Regions from separate parts of the Mus musculus genome. Here region 1 is linked to region 2. Evidence: chromatin loops called from intact Hi-C (ENCODE). Cell type or tissue: gastrocnemius. All regions are shown on one strand. Region 1 overlaps Slc4a4 (solute carrier family 4 (anion exchanger), member 4). Region 2 overlaps Slc4a4 (solute carrier family 4 (anion exchanger), member 4).

Region 1 (8,000 bases), 140 kb before region 2:
ATATCTAATTTTAAGAAGCTCTAAAGGTATATGAATAGTTCACTGCATGACCCATCCATGCCTGATGTTCACTGACCAGTATCATTTTAACTGGGTCAGGGGTGGGGAGAGCTAGATGAAGAGTTTGAATGGCGATTCACACCTCACTTCTCCAGAATAAGCCTACTGAACACATTCAGAAAAAAGTTTTACAGATATATCAGCATGGTAAGATGGAAAGAAGACAAAGTTAGCATAAGAAAAGATTAGAAAATGGAACAATAACTCATGATAAGACTGCTATAGGCAATACACAAAGAGACACATGAGTTAGTATCTTGCACAAGTATTCAATAATTGGTAGTTTTGTTTTCTTTCTGTGATCCTCACTGACCTCAAGGAATGGCCACGGTTGGGGTTGGGTATCAACTCATCATTTAGATTTTTCCAGTCTTAGGAGATGAGTGCAAAGAACAAGGAAGTTGCCCTCTGGTTCACTTCCAGAGGTGGGAGTTGAAGCTGTCTTAGTCATCAGAAAATGAGCACTGAGGGCCTGAAGCACTGAAGGAACCTGTATGATCCATCACTCACTATACAGGAGATGTAGAGTCACATCAGGCCGACTGTGTGACTACAGAGAAAACTTCTACGTGATAGACAGCTTCCATCAAAGCCCTAGATGCCTCACTAAGGGCAAAGGTCATCAGTAGTTACCTGTTAAAGAAACCCACACATACCTCAGACTGGGAGTACATGTCTTTAATCCTAGCTATTCAAAAGGCTAGGGCAGGAAGATCACATGTTTGAGGTCTCATTGGGCCACAGAGCATATTCAAGGCCAGCCTATGCAACATAATGAGACTTTTCCTCAAAATGAAAATGAAAGGTGTGGAGGAATCTAGTTCAGGGGGTAGAATAGTTGCCAAGCATGTATAAGGCTTAGATTTAATCCCCAATTAAAAAAAAAAGAAAATAAAGAAACACAGAAGGGGAAGGGAGGTGAGGGGAGAGGAGAGGGAGGAGGCAGGAGGGGACAGGAGGGAACAAGAGGGAAGAGGAAGGGAGTCTACACAGATGAACCTAACTTACTTCCATACAACACATTGTAGGTTTACAGAGTTTTTTAGGGAGTGGTTTGTTTTTGTTTGTTGGATTGTTTTCAGTTGTTGTTGTGGTAACGAGGTCTCAGTCTGCTCAGGCTAGCCTCGTTGTGTATCCAAGGAGAAAGTCAACCTTCTGATCCTCCTGCCTCCCAATGAGAGTGTTAGAATTACAGGCATTCATTGGCACACTACATTTTATGTGGTACTGGGGATGGAAGCCAGAGCTTCGCGGATGATAAGCAAATGCGCTACACACTGAACCTCATCCCCAGACTCAGGTACAGAAAGTCCTTTAATGGCTCTTACTGACATCTTCTGCAGGGAGATGGTGGGATTTGACTCAGCATCTGACACTGACTGACTATGTTTCCTACCTAGTAGCATGGATGAGGGTAAGGTGGTTGGCAAAAGAGCATCACACAAAAATAAAACCCAGACACTGCAGAGACCTGGAGAATGCTTCACCGGGTTATGCTGGTTAAACATTGCTTAAGCCGGTGGACAAAGGTAATTTCTACAAACTCCATTTTCTGCTGAACCAAGACAAAGAAATGGAGAGGAAAAGAGACACACATCAGGAGTAATGTGAATGAGTTTCAGACTTTACTTAAAATTTCCTCCCGTGAAGCACCAGAATTCCCTCCCAGGCTCATTCTAGGGATCAGGAAAACAGTCCAGAGGATACAATAAATTTAGGCATCCCAGGATCCCCCAGGAAGCTTGGCATCCTGATTTTACATGTGGCTTGCGGGATTACACTCAAGGGGCAGAGATCTTTCTCTCCAGGCTGATTTTCTATTCTAACTAAATACTGCCAACTTCCCAATATCTGAATATGTATTTTTGGTGACAGGAAATTTTCCACTAAATGAAGTGGCCCATCTAATCACAATACAGTTCATTCTTACAGTGGGTCTTTGGCCATGATCTCCCAGCTACACTAAAATGTGCATGAACTAAGGATTCATTGAGAATACAACACCAAGGTACCAACTGAAGTGTTCGCATACTCATAAAGAGGTAGTGTCCATTAAACTACACATAACTTCTGTTGGTCCTCTTTGAAGGCATATGTATTTTCTCAAAAACACAGGCCTTTGCTTTGGTTTATTATTCTCTAGCCCTTGAAAGCTAGTCACTGATGTCTCCATCCCTTCCAAAATCAAGTGTGCAAAGGCCCCATATCATGTATCCTCATTCAAAGGATCGTATCTTCACTAAGCAGCTTTATGGTCTGAATTTAAGAAAAATGAAGGATCTATCTGATCATGGTTTTTTGGTTTTGGTTTTTGTTTTTTTAAATAACCAGATTGTAAAAAACAATACCCTCCAGTGTCACCCAAAAGTCTCCGAAATCTAAAGCCAATATCTTCTTCACAGCAAAGCTCATTCAGTAGACCAAGAGCTCTCTTCTACAGCAGTCAAGCAAAGCCTGCCTTCCTCTACATTGTTCTCGGAAGTCAAGTCTCATAGGCCAGGCAGTTGTGGGAAATGCTAGGCCTCCTGTTTTCTCTTCACTTCTAAAATGGTTTCTGGGTTCTCATCCTCATGCTGTGAGCTGCATATCTAAAGGCATGTTTCACTCTGCTCGGGATAAGTTTACCACGAACAGGTCTACTTGGTAGCATCCCAGCACTGTGCCTGAAGCTGGGAACTGGCAGTCTGAATAAATTAATAAAACACCATGAAACAATATCTGTATGCTTGTTTTCCTTACAGATTATAATGCACTTCCCCAGAAATATAGAAAGAAAATACTAAAAGATGTCCTTTGGAAATTGGGTAAGCACAATATGCCTCAACACTCACGGTTATTCCTTAAACCAAGAGCCCAGAGCAAATGTTTATTGGAAGAATCGATTTTTAAACTAATGCTTTTCCTAAAAGAAACTGCTCCTTATAATTGGATTTACCCTGTTCTTCCACAAAAATGGTGTCGGTGTTATTCTTTCCAGACCATATGCTTGTAACCATGGTTACTACCTGCAGAACACCTAAGAGTTTGGGACTTTCTAAAGTAACCGCTGACCACAGGTTACAGTGGGGTGCCCATTGTGGTCCAAATCCCAGGAGTTTCCTGGAATTGTGAAGAGTGAGCCTTACAAAACCAGAAGCATCCCAGAAAAATTAACACTTGGATGGCTGTCATTGAAAACAACCAGGAATCTTGTTTCCTAACTCAAAACAGTGAAATGGAGTAGTCAGTGAGCACGGCTCCTGCTATCAGACAGGACAACCCGTAGCTGGAGGAAGGGAGATGCAAGAGCTGATAAAGTGATGAGCAGAAGGAGACTGGACAGGACAGGTACCATCAGGACTCTGCAAGACTGACTTTAATTCTGGTCCTCCCACTGATGGGATGAGCACAAACACTTCCGGCCAGTGAAGGAGCAACTCAGACCCTCCTGGATTACCCTGCTTGCTTCTCGCTCACACTGAGAGCAGCTGAGACTGGCAGACGCTCCAGTTCAACACTGGTCCAAGGCCAAGTGCCTGATGCACAATCCCTCTCTTCTCTAGACCACTGCTGCTCTGCCAAAAGGGCAATCGCCAAGCAGGTACCGGCTCTAGAAGCTTCTGGGGAGGACATCACTCACCTCCACTCACATTTGCTCATCATGGGGTCACACCTAACTTTCAACAGGCAAGGAAGTCAAGTCCTCATATGTGCTCAGAAAGAAAAAGATCTGGAATATTTACTTGTAAAGACCCCATGACTACCATAGTACTTAGTTTCACTGAGCCACCAGGGCTTTGTGGAAACCATGTTGCAAAAATGACAGTCACCATAGTTGCCTTCATGACATCTTGAGTCATCTCAGAATGGTCTAGTGAACAAGCAGTAGAAACTCTTTGTATATATATACTTTTTTAAAAAGGGAATCATGACTTTGAGAGAAAGCAAGGTAGATATTCAAAGGAGGGGTTAGAAGGGGGAAAAGGGGAGAGAATATATTATAGTTATATTTTCATTTCAAAAAATTGTTTTAATGATTAAAACAATGATTATACTCCGACCTATGCGGTATAATCACAACCATGAAATAGATGAGTAAAAGCATAACATGTATCAACAAGGAAATCTATATGACTTTGAGAAGTTTGTCATTAATCATTATAATGCTTTGGATTTTCAGAACAGCCCAAACTAAAAGTGAACCATCTAAAAGGTTAGCCTCGGCTAATGGATACTGTCCATTCTGGTTAAATATATGCTGCCTAGCTACTATCTAAGATCTACTTCCCTTCTTGTTTTCAGATTAAGCTTTTAAAGAGGATCCCTAGATCTTCTCTAAGCCAAGCAGAGGAAACAACAGAGGTAGAAGTGTTGTTGAAAGTGCACAGTTAACAAGTAACTTAGTCATGCAAGCATCAGGTGGACAGACTGGTCCAGTCCAACGTTTACAGACACCATGCTTGGCACCAGGCGTACAAAGATAAATGGGATGTGTTTCAGGCTCCTCGGGTGCTTTGTCAGCAGTGAAGGAAGCAAAAACATTATGATGTAATGAAAGATCAGCAGAGGTGGGGGATGGGTACAAGGACATAAAAGAGGGAGAGGTTTGAAGGTGATGGAGAGGGGTAAAGAAAGTATGGGAAATTGGCCGCCTTGGAGGAAATAAGACCTCTAGTAATAGTAAATCTAATCGTATCAGTATAGACAGCTGAAGAAGCAAGAATAACATGAAATCAAAGTTCTTGAGGACCTAAATTATTTGAGGTTCTAATACAAGAACAGAAAAATAAAATGATTTGTGGAGTTCAACAGAGACCAAGCCAAGGAGCAGCACGCAGATTAGAGGATTTGGGCTCAATCTTACAGTTATTAGCCAGCCTGGGAAGTGGGAACTTGGACTTAGAAATAGTAGGTTACTCACTACAGGGTGCTGAGCAGAATGATGTATACACACTGTAGAGTGAGTGATAAGAATGTGGGTCTGGAGGTTGACTGTGAAGGGTGAATTCTGTAATGTGAGAACAAAGGCAGGGGAAGAGAGGCTATTGACAGGGTCCGCACAGGACATTAAGGACTTGAGGCAGAGCAGAAGAAAGCTGCAAGCAGAGTCTTCAGAAATAGAGGCTTGAATTTGCAGGTTGAATATTCACGTTTACAATGGGCCTAATCGTCCAGATCTCAGTTCTAGAACATAAAAAGGCAGAAACTTTTGCAGATGAACAGACATCTATATAAAGGGTCTTGGGGTCTTCGTGAGAGGATGGGTGAAGGTCTACAGACAGAAAGGATGTTTTAAGGGCAGGAGCAGAAATGAAATCTGAATGACGAGGACAAGTATAAGCATCAGACTTGCAGATTGCCACAAGGAGAAAAGCCCTGTTTCTGAAGATTCTGCCAGGATTTTCATCAAAGTATAATTCCACGGCTGCTGCCAAGAAGAAATTTTATTATTAACTTTGAAATTGATATCCACAACTAGAATATTGCATTTGCTTTCCCGAATGTCTCCCTCACTCCCTCACTCACATGTGCACAGACATGCTAATTCAAGTCGTTAGGTTTTCTGCTGTCTCCAGTAATGATATCCAGGCACTGTTTGCCCTAATAATAGTTCCTTATTGTGTGTTTACATGGAAGACTCTCCATCAGTTTCAAAGTAATCTAGTCTACCTCACAAGGCCCCTGTAAAGCCACAGTCACACAGACTCTATGGTAACCCTTCACCTGGTAGCTTCCTCATCATAAATAAACTTTCATCCTCCATGTGTGAGAATACACAGGGTTCTACAGTTGCATAACCCAGCCAGTTCTGACAATGAATTGTCATGAACTCAGCAAAGGGAGAAGATCAAGAAGACCACCTCACTATTCTTGGAGGACCCACAGAGCAAAGTCACAAACGGTAGATATCATATGAATGAGTTTAGTATCTTTCCCTTTCAATTTTTGTTTTTTTAGCTATTATCACGATGCTTTCACTGGGTTCATATCCTAACCACCTGGTTTGGCTAATTCATTCATTCTACATTTGTTGATCTACTCCTATGCATAATGGACTCTGTTAGATACAACAAAGTGGTAGTTACCAAAGTTATTGGTCTCAGAATATCTTTATACATTTAAACATTAAGAGTGCCAGGGCAAGGGCAGTGGCTCAGTGGACAAAGACTTTGCTGTCCATGCATAAGCACCTGTCGGAATCCCCAGCACCCAGGTAGAATTCAGGTGTTGTGACACATGTCTGTAACCCCTGAGCCAGAAGGGTGGGCAGAGATAGTCACATCCTGTCACTCACTAGCCAACCAACCTAGCCATTCAGTGAGCTCCAGGTTCACTGAGCAACCATGTCTGAAAAAAATGAAGTGGAGAACAATAGAGAAAGGCAGTAAATACCTCCCTCTGATCTACACACACACACACACACACACACACACACACACACACACACACACACCTATGCACAGGAAAAGAAAGAGAGAAAAAATTAAGGGTATTTATTTACCTAGACCTTAACTACTAACATTTAACACATCAGTAAGTAAGTAAGTAAATAGATAGATAGATAGATAGATAGATAGATAGATAGATAAATAATATCCATTCATTAACTACAAAATAATAAATGTAGTATATAAGTAACCTCTTTCATGTAAAACAATTTTTCTAAAACAAGAAAAGATTATCACTCACATATTTATAAATTTCTTTACTACATGGCTTTATGAAATGCAGTTGGATTCTGTTGCGTCTGTGTACATTCTGATTAGAAATACTGCTTTGAGCTGGGCCTGGTGGCACATGCCTTTAATCCCAGCACTCGGGAGGCAGAGGCAGGCGGATTTCTGAGTTCAAGGCCAACCTGGTCTATAAAGTGAGTTCCAGCACAGCCAGGGCTACACAGAGAAACCCTGTCTCAAAAAACAAAAACAAAAACAAAACAAAACAAAACAAAAACAAAAAAAAGGAAATACTGCTTTGGTTAAACAATACAAAAAAAACCAGCAGTCTTTTCAAACTCCAAGAATGGGTATTAGAAATATTCAGAGCTCCTGAAATCCCACTTTGAAAAGTAAGACTTCAGTGTGTGTGTGTGGGGGGGGGTCAGGAAATGCTTTACTGGCTGATAGTAACTACTTCAAGTTTTGTGGACCCTGTGATCTCTGTCACAACTACCACCAAACTCTGCCATCACCTCATGAAAGCAGCCAGAAGAAATGCATGTAGACTAACAAACATAGCCTTGTTCCAACCAAACATTTGCGAGACAAATCTGCCATGGGCCAGTCTGTTGACCCCTGAGCAAGAAGATGCCTTAGTAGAGTAAACAAGAGTCCTACCCTTAAGAAACCCATGGCAAGGCCCAGAGAAACAGTTCCAGAGTTAATAAGAGCATATACTGCTCTTGCCGAGGGCCAGAGTCTGGTTCCCAGCATCTCTGTCAGGTTACTTACAACTTTCTCTAACTCCAAACCAGAGACCATGCCCTCTTCTGGCCTCCACAGCATCTATATGCATGTACACATAGCTATACACACACAGTTAAGAATAAAATTAAGTAAACCTCTTTCTTTTAAAGAAAAAAAATGTCAATATCATAAAATAGACCAAACTCAACGTTGGTAAGGAATCTCAAAAAATTCCTTTTAGAATTCAGTGTCAGTAAAGAATCCTGTAAGGAAGAAGGCTTTGAGGATAGCAGAGACCCTAATGGAAATGCAGACTTTGAGAAGAAAGTTTCAGGAGGAAGTATTCCAAGCTGAGTGATTATTCAGGACAAAGGCATCAAGAGAGAGCATCACCTAGGAAATTTAAGCACTGGAAAATGTGCTGAGCTGCAGTGTGTATACTGAGAAGTACAGATACAGTGTGCTTATACAACCACAGGTTACTGTGCCATGGGCCTTGAATGCCACGCTCAGAGGGGTGGATGCTGCTCAAGATGCACAGAGGAACCACTCGTC
Region 2 (8,000 bases):
TCTTAGCAGGTAGATACTTGCCTCCAAGCCTGATGACCTGGGTTTGATCCCTGGAACCCACAGGGTAGAAGGAGAGAAGCTGACTACACATATGTGCATGTATACATGTGCTTGACCACACACACACAGGGGAGGAGGGAAACGGGAGGGGGAGGGGGATAGAGTGAACACCCGCATATAATCGCATTCTGCAATTCTGCAACGTAATTTGTAACAAAATAAGTTGAAACAAAATAAGTTTAATAAGTTTCTTTTTTTCTTTTTCTTTCTTCCTTTTTATTAAGAAACTCATTACTGGTCTACAGCCATGCGTTCCAATCTTGTCTTATCTCAGAAACTAAGCAGAATTGAGGCCCAGGTAGTACGTGGGTCAGAAGGAGCTCACTACTTTTGGAAAGACTTACAAGAGTCTTCCTTCCAGACAAGAGCCTGGACATCGAGGCTCATCCTGATACCCGCCAGAATACTTTTCTTCTCTGCACTCAAAACTAAATGATTAAAATAGGATATGGGCCAGTCAGTAGAATTATGGGTGGGAAAGGGCTACCTTAAAGGCTAAGAAATCAAGTCATTTTCCCAATCTCTCTGAGCCTAAGACTCTTGAGATGGTTAAATAATACAGCTGTTACTCATGGATTCAGCAAATATTTAATTACAGCTTGTTATATTCCTATTATTCTTGAGAGGGAGGGGAACAAATCTACAAATAAGACAAAATGTTCCTTAAAAAAAAACAAAAACAGAAACAAAAACAAACAAACAAAAAAAAAAAAAACAACCTAATGACGAACTGAGGGACAAGATAATCTCAGAGGGCGCTGGAAGCTTTGCAGAGAGTAAAACCCCACAAGAGGCTGTCTCAGTGGTGCGGTGAGGATTCTGAGGAAGTGACGTAACTAGGGGCAAAGTCACTGTGTGAAAAATGTACAACAGCCTTCCAAGCAAAGGGGAAAACAAGGGCCAAGACCCTAGGATAGGAAAGTTTAGCACCGTCCAGGAAGTGGAAGGAGCCAGGTCATGCAAGCCAGGAGAAGGAGTCAGAGCTGAAGGCATCTGGAAGCCTCTGAAGAACAGTGAGACGGAGGCCGGCATGAACTGTTTTCCCTTCCCAAAGGGTCACTCTACCTGCGATGTGGAAAACAGATGCTTAGGGCACAAGATAAACTCGTAAACTACCACAAAAACCAAGAGCACTGTGTGAAAATCGGGGTGTTGGGAAGCCATGGAGACTTCATTCTGGACACTTTTTAAGGTTGAGATGTGAATCCTGAAAAAAAAAAAAAGTTGCTGATGCAATCAGAACTGCCCGAGCCGGGTACTAGAGACTCAGGGCTGTTGCTAAATGCGGCAAAATCCATGCATCAAGCTGGTGCTGGAGTCGTTACCAGATGCCAGCATGCAGAAAAGAGAAGTAGGATCAGGGTGCGGACCTGCGACTACCTGCTAAGACACACCAACATCCCCAAGTCAGGCAGTGAGACCAGTGTAAGCTGGACACGGGTGACATGGAAGTCAGAGAGAGCAGACAAGCCCACCGGAAAACTGAGAAGGACGGAGATGGGAAAGCCAAAGTTGGATTTGGCCAATAGGGAGGATGCAGGTGCCTATTACAGACCCCCTTGAAACAGGCCACTCTCGGTGCTGGGGGAGAGAGGAACAGAGAGGGTGCTCGTCTGTTCCTTCTTCTGTTTTTTACCTTCCTCCAGTGAGGAGGAGAGTAAATATTAACTGAGTATCTACTGTGCACCCTGCATACTTCCAGACACCAGGGACACACAAACCACGTCTACCTTCTCGAAGACATCTTCTGGTGCTCAGGGAACAGTCCAAAGTGCAAGGAGCCACCGGCTACCCAGCATTTGTGCACACAGATAAGGAGGACGTCGCAATGAGAACATTTTCCTAAACTCCTCAGAAGCACGACAGAATCCCAGAGCACTGCATGTACCCTAACTTTTTTTTTTATCCTCCCTCCGGAAAATAGAACTAACCCCAGGTCAGTCAGCATGCTGAGTCCAACACAACCGACTGTAGACGCCATTTTGGACCCTCTTATCCATCAGGCAGGATCTTAAAGCATCCTGTTGTCTCTTGATATATTTTCTAAACCTAGATATCGAAGCTTGTTCCAAAAATTATATGCCACATGTAAAGCAAAAGGGAAGCAAGAAACCCAAGAGATTGGAAGGGAAGGTAAAAAGGTCAGCACCCAAGCCCTCCGGCCAAGTTGAGAAAACAACCCAACCCCACCGTCTGAGCACGGAGTGGGGGTCACGCTGGGTGCATTCCTTGGCTCTTTGGTGCATATTTCACATTCCCGTCAAGACTATACATAGCAAGTCATCAGAGCCTCGTTTTCTCTGACGGCTCATACAGAATGCCCACAAATAGGCCTCTTCTCTGCCAAAAAGGAGCGAGTGAAACAGGGCAAAAGCACACAGCCTGGCGGCGTTCCTCTTCCTCAAGAGCAAAGTCATCCTGATGCCTTTGGCCTTCTGCACGGGGCAGAGGCAGTCCCTCCTCTTTACATGACAAATATCAGTTATTCAGCCTTACATTTCTTAGCAGTTGCTGGCTATTATTAGTAAGACAGAGAGAGATACCATGTAAAGTGGCTGACCTAACCAGTTCCCCCCTCCCTCTATAAATCACTAGGAAGAAATTAACTCATCCAGTCCGTAATCAGGCCCCCAAATCTGTCCTTTAAAATGTCCTTCGCACGTGCCCTGCATTTGCTGAAATCAGAGAAGGAAGCATACTGTTGCTCACATAGCCAGCGTGAGGCAAAATGCAGAGTGGCTCTGGAAGCTCCTTACCAGCCTCAGGGGTGAGGGAGGGCAAGCTTCATATCACATGGCCTCTGATTGGAGAAGTTAAACCCCTTCTATACAAGTCCAGACCCATGGTGAGGGGAAAAGGTGGGGGGAGGGGGTTCTAAATCTCCATTTTTCTGGGATAGCAAAATGCTTTAACTGGAACCCATGTCAAATCATCTGCCAAATGGGCAGGTTCTCACCAGCCGGTCCTAATCACGGAGCAGGCCTGTGAGGGTGACTTAAGTCCGGCACGAGAAACATTTGTGCAAAACTGTCAGCCACTAGGCCCAGAGCACCCATCCACATTCCAGCCCTCTGAGATCCCACCCCCCCTGAGCCCTTGCCAACTGCCAACGTGCTCGCAGACTAGTACTCACAGCGCAAGCAGCTGCCACTCAGCCAGTCAGCAAGTGGCAGGCCGCCAGCGCACAAGCTTCAAGAGCACCAGCCTGCTAGTCCCAGGGCTGTTAAAGGTTGAAGGTCTACGGGTATGCTAGCCTTTAGATTCGCCTCACTTGCCCTCCTGTCTCCCTCTCCCATGCTTCCCTATCGCGCCTCCCACGGTAGCAGTTCACTCGTCTCTATGGTAACAGCATCTGGTTTCAGAGTTAGAACTTCATGCAGCACAGTTCTCTCTTAGCCTGGGGCTTTTGCCAAGAGGTGCACTAGCAAAAAGGCTGCTGCCTGAGTTGGAGCCACCTGTTTCCCTGTCACCCCGGGAATGACAGTTATGCTGCGTGTCCTCGGATTGTGGCATCTATTTTGTGGAACGAACACTTTAACCTCAGCATGCTCTCCACAGTATAGAGGGGCTGTGCTAGAGCTGGCAGCCAGCGGTATCCAGAGCCAGCCTATCTCCCCCACAGTCTCTGTTGTCAGGGACTTCTGCCTGCTTCCAGAGGTGGCACCAGGGAGCAGAATGACTCCGGCTGTCAGCATGTCCAAACTAGAGTTTGACATCACTGGTTCAATCAGTGCACGCAGCTTCAATTTTATTAGTTAACCTTGTATTTAAACATTATATTCTATCCTCGCCATTTGGTTTGTTGATGACATCCAATGAACCCATCACCTCTCCATTTATAGAAGCTTTTCTGTACCCAGCATATGCTAAACAATTCTGCACTCACATGCCCTGAGGCACAGATATGTATAAAACGTGGAAAAATACCGAGAGTGAAGACTTTTATATCAGCCATTGCTGTTGTGGTAATTATGAACAGTGTTGCTGGGGAATTTTGCTTACAGTCTAAAGGTATCACAAAGCTCAAACCTCAAAACTAGGCTCTCCCGGCTCTTTGGCTGACCTTAAGTCAGATAAAAGATAGAACATAGCACACCACAGATTTCTACTCCAGAACAGCACAAAAATGCCTAAACAATGTTCCCCTGTCCTCCTCACTTCTAAGAGGTAGAGAATCATTCTTTATTATAAGCTCGCTGCAAACACGATGTTTTCTTTTGTTTTTTGTTTTTTTGTTTTTTTTTTAACCAACAGCATTTTTATCGGTGCTTTTGTTACTTTGTAAAATGTGCTGTCCGTATTTGCGAGGTGTATATAAAGAGCAACATACAGCTGTCAGAGTCCTGGGTGACAGAGCCATCTCAGCTCTGTAAAGTGCACTGCCATCTTTTGGCAACATGTGTTCACTACAGCCGATGGATGGCAAGAGGAGAAGGAAGGAAAGTTTGTAACCATTCCCTTCCCAAGTTCACAGAGGTCCCTGGGGGGCCTTGTGTCCCCACAGGAAGTGAGGAAGAACAACGGTGGTCACTGGCTTAACCATGCACAGTGCTGAAGCTCTGGAGAGATATATTAAGAAAAGGAAGAGAGAGATCGGCACAGCAAAGCTGACAAACGTGGTTGATCACAGCTTTGTCTCCCACAGACCAACAGGTCACATGTAGAGTAAGCCGCCCTCCCAACTCAGGAGCTCCCTAATCAGCCTGGTCATTGACACAGGCCGAGGGCCAGGGAAACGTGGCCCCACATGAAATCAGATTTTAGGCTAAAGTAAAAGTAAAACTGCAACCCAGAGCAGGAGCATGCTGCACATAATTCTAGACTTACAAACTGCCTTACAAGTTCCTTTGTACTCTTGGACACTTGTCCCGGAGAAATGAAAGCTTACATTCATACAGAAACCTGTCTGTGAGTGTTCATGGTAGCTTTATTCCTAATAGCTAAGAACTAGACCTGGCCCAAGTACCTTTCTATAGGCAAATGGTTATGGTTTAAAAGCTATAGTTCATCCATATCATGGACTATGGCTTAGTGGTAAGCAAGGAGAAGCCACTGATTCACACACTAAAACAATGTATCTATAGGGGCTTATGCTAAGACAAAGACTCAGATGTTGTACAATTCATTTACATAACACTTCTGGAATGACAGCTTTTCCATATAAAGGACCCGACCTGAAGTTTCTTGGGATTAGAGACGGGAGTGTTGGTGGCTATGAATGAGTGGTACAGCAATGGATGTGGTCCCAGCTTAACTCTGCATCTTATCCTCCATGGTGACAGGAACATGGATCTACACAGATAATAAAAACATACAGACTGCAGACAGAGAGAGGAGAAGACGAATAAAACTGGGTAGATCTGAAGAGTTCCTTGAACTCCAGAAGTGGAAATACAAGTTATGCTATAGTTTTCTAAAGCGCTAATCAACATGGAGCAAAACTGGCCAAGTGTAGGGTTTGTCCTCCAAAAGTAATTTCTCTATTTCTCCTCAGCTATGCCTTCCAATCTACAACTGAGTCAAAATTCCAACTAAGATGTATTCACTTATCATCCTGGACATATTATTTTGCTTGGTGGTTAGGTGCAGATGGAATTGAGCGACACTGAGCGTAACCTCTTTAGTAACTGTGTCTTTGGACAGTGAACAAACCCCATTCAGCATCTCTTTCCAAGAAGCCTACAGCAGTTCATGCTGGTTAAATAAGTCCCTGAAATAACCAAGTCCAATTCATCGTAATGTTCCTACACGAAATTTGTAGGAACCAGATAAGATACTAAGATCTGAATAATCCATAAACCAAGGGCTAGAAATCCGTCCCAACGAGAGTTGGTTCGCATGTGTGCCTTTGAACTCTCCCCTTGAATCTTCTCCAAGTTGGGGCAGGGCCTCCCAAGCTCTGTGCCCAGGTTGCCACCTGAGCTCTGACAGTCTGGACCAGACTATTTAACAAAAGCCAAGGCCTGAAATGGCAAGAGGTCCATATGGGCTCTAGGGATAAGAAAGCCACTGGGATCCAAAGGGAGAGTCCTCTGCAAGGACATAGCATGCTATCGGTGAGACTGCTGGGAAGGACACCCATGCTAACCAGAGAATGACAGCCTGGTGCTGAGGACATTCCCCGGACTCAGTCTACACTCACGTTTAATGTTTAATGGGCTTCCTGGGTCTCATGTTGCCTGAAGCACCTGCTCTTTCAATGTCTTCTTAAGATTTTTCCTGCCAGGCAGAAGACAGAGGCTTCTCTCTAAACCCTTAACTCTGAACTGTCTCTCTTCGAGGAGTTTGGGGTGGGAATAGAAAGGTCCTAAGATAGGAGTCAGGCAAGATGACACAGGTAGTACTGCTCCACGAGAGAAGTTAGGGCCAAGCACAGCAGTGGACATGTCCCTCTACTGTCCCTTCCTCCTCTTCAGTGGCCATTCTCCACAGCCAGTAGCCAAGGAAAGAAAAGAGAGAAAGGAAGCTACCACGTATAATGATGGGGAAACAGATAGGCATAGCTGCAAGCCCATCATGTGAAGAAGGCACCTTCCAGTCAAGGGAGCTCTCTACAATGCTAGTCTTAAAGCAAGAGTGGATGGTGAGCTTCCTATCTCCCCACACCAGTACGTTCCAGTTTGTGCCACTGGCATCCGAAGCTTTCCTTCCCAACCCACTCATTCATAAAACAATTTAGCATCTACCTCCTTTTGAGTATCATTCATTGGTTCTTCTTTATAAGGACCTTCCTGTTGACTATAAGCTACTCAACCCAGAAGAAGAGGCTCAGCAGACATACACACACACACACATACACACACACACACACACACACACACACACACACACACACACCTTAGCTACTGCCTTCCCTAGCTTGCATGGGATGTACTTCTCTAATTAGCACATCAGATACCCAGAAGCCACATAAGAAGTCAGCGCGAGGCTCAGCCCTGCTCCTCAGACCTGCAACTGGACGAGTTAAAATCCCACAATGTGTACAAATACACCTACCAAGAAGCTACATGGCAGCTACTTTGCAAGTAGGACAAAGAGTTGACATGCCAAAGTAAACCTTAAGCTCTAGACATTTCAGCTCAGTCCGTGATTAGTTATTTGTAGTAGATAGGCCACTGGCTGCACCAATAAGTAAATGCCATATCACATTGACATTCATGTCAGTCTATGATTCTATCAACATTTACTTTAGATTCATGGATATTAACCTCAGGTTAGATTCAAGATGGCAGATGGGTAGGGACTCAAAAGCAGGGATTTTTTTTTTCAGGACACCAGGTTGGGAGTCAGCCACATGGCACCTGATCCGGTATAGCCTCTGCCCTGGTCACCTCTGACACACAGAACTGACATCAGCAGAAGTGCTTCCCCTCCCCCACTCTCACCACTATTGCAGCTCTACAGTTCACATCTTCCATCCCGAACAACCGACAGACTGGCAATAGCATGGCTGCCGGCATTCAGTGAAGCTCTTAATACGTTCCAGGCAACATGTTAAGAATTATCCATGCATTATTTCAATCTGGACACTTGCAGTTTGTCTGACTGACTTGTATAGTGCTGATGGAGCAGATATTAAGAACATCCGAGCTGTTCGTTCCTTTAACCAGTTGAGTATTAAATGTGGTTAGCATATGAAATAACGGGTTCTACTATGGCATCGTCATACACATAGATGTCCATCCTTTGCTCTGATTCCCTCCCCCAAGACGAGATTTCCCCATAAAATAGAGACAGCAGGGGTAGAAGTGAAGACCAAGTAAGGGTGCCTCTCGGCTCTCAGAGGGTCTCTACAATTTACGTACGTGGCATGCTATATTATTCAATCACTTCTGAAAGGCTTACCTCTCCTCTATACCTTATTTTCAGTTAGTTCCTTGACAACTTCCTACGTGTGTTGATAACACTCAATCCCACCTCCCCCAACCCTTCCCAAATCC

Evidence for each region. Hi-C counts contacts between places; a loop is a spot of excess contacts. Peaks named below come from ENCODE experiments on the same cell type or tissue, not always from the same donor. Only the 100,000 strongest peaks of a DNase experiment are listed, where the experiment ranks them.
Region 1: it touches region 2 in a loop (2.2-fold over the local background); 3 of 42 quality-filtered maps call a loop at or near these places.

What each region holds. Positions count from the first base shown.
Region 1 is chr5:89,063,808-89,071,807 of GRCm38, reverse strand. The region is part of intron 7 of Slc4a4 (solute carrier family 4 (anion exchanger), member 4); the gene reads right to left. Among named protein-coding and RNA genes, the nearest start is that of Gm35855, 160 kb to the left of the region's middle. In gastrocnemius, no CTCF peak of the experiment used is centred here; a DNase peak (open chromatin) is centred at 3,548; H3K27ac peaks cover 592 bases.
Region 2 is chr5:88,925,161-88,933,160 of GRCm38, reverse strand. All of the region lies in intron 1 of Slc4a4 (solute carrier family 4 (anion exchanger), member 4), which reads right to left. Among named protein-coding and RNA genes, the nearest start is that of Slc4a4, 42 kb to the right of the region's middle. In gastrocnemius, CTCF peaks have their summits at 3,704 and 4,453 (motif pointing left); DNase peaks (open chromatin) are centred at 3,202 and 4,508; H3K4me3 peaks cover 1,708 bases; H3K27ac peaks cover 4,395 bases.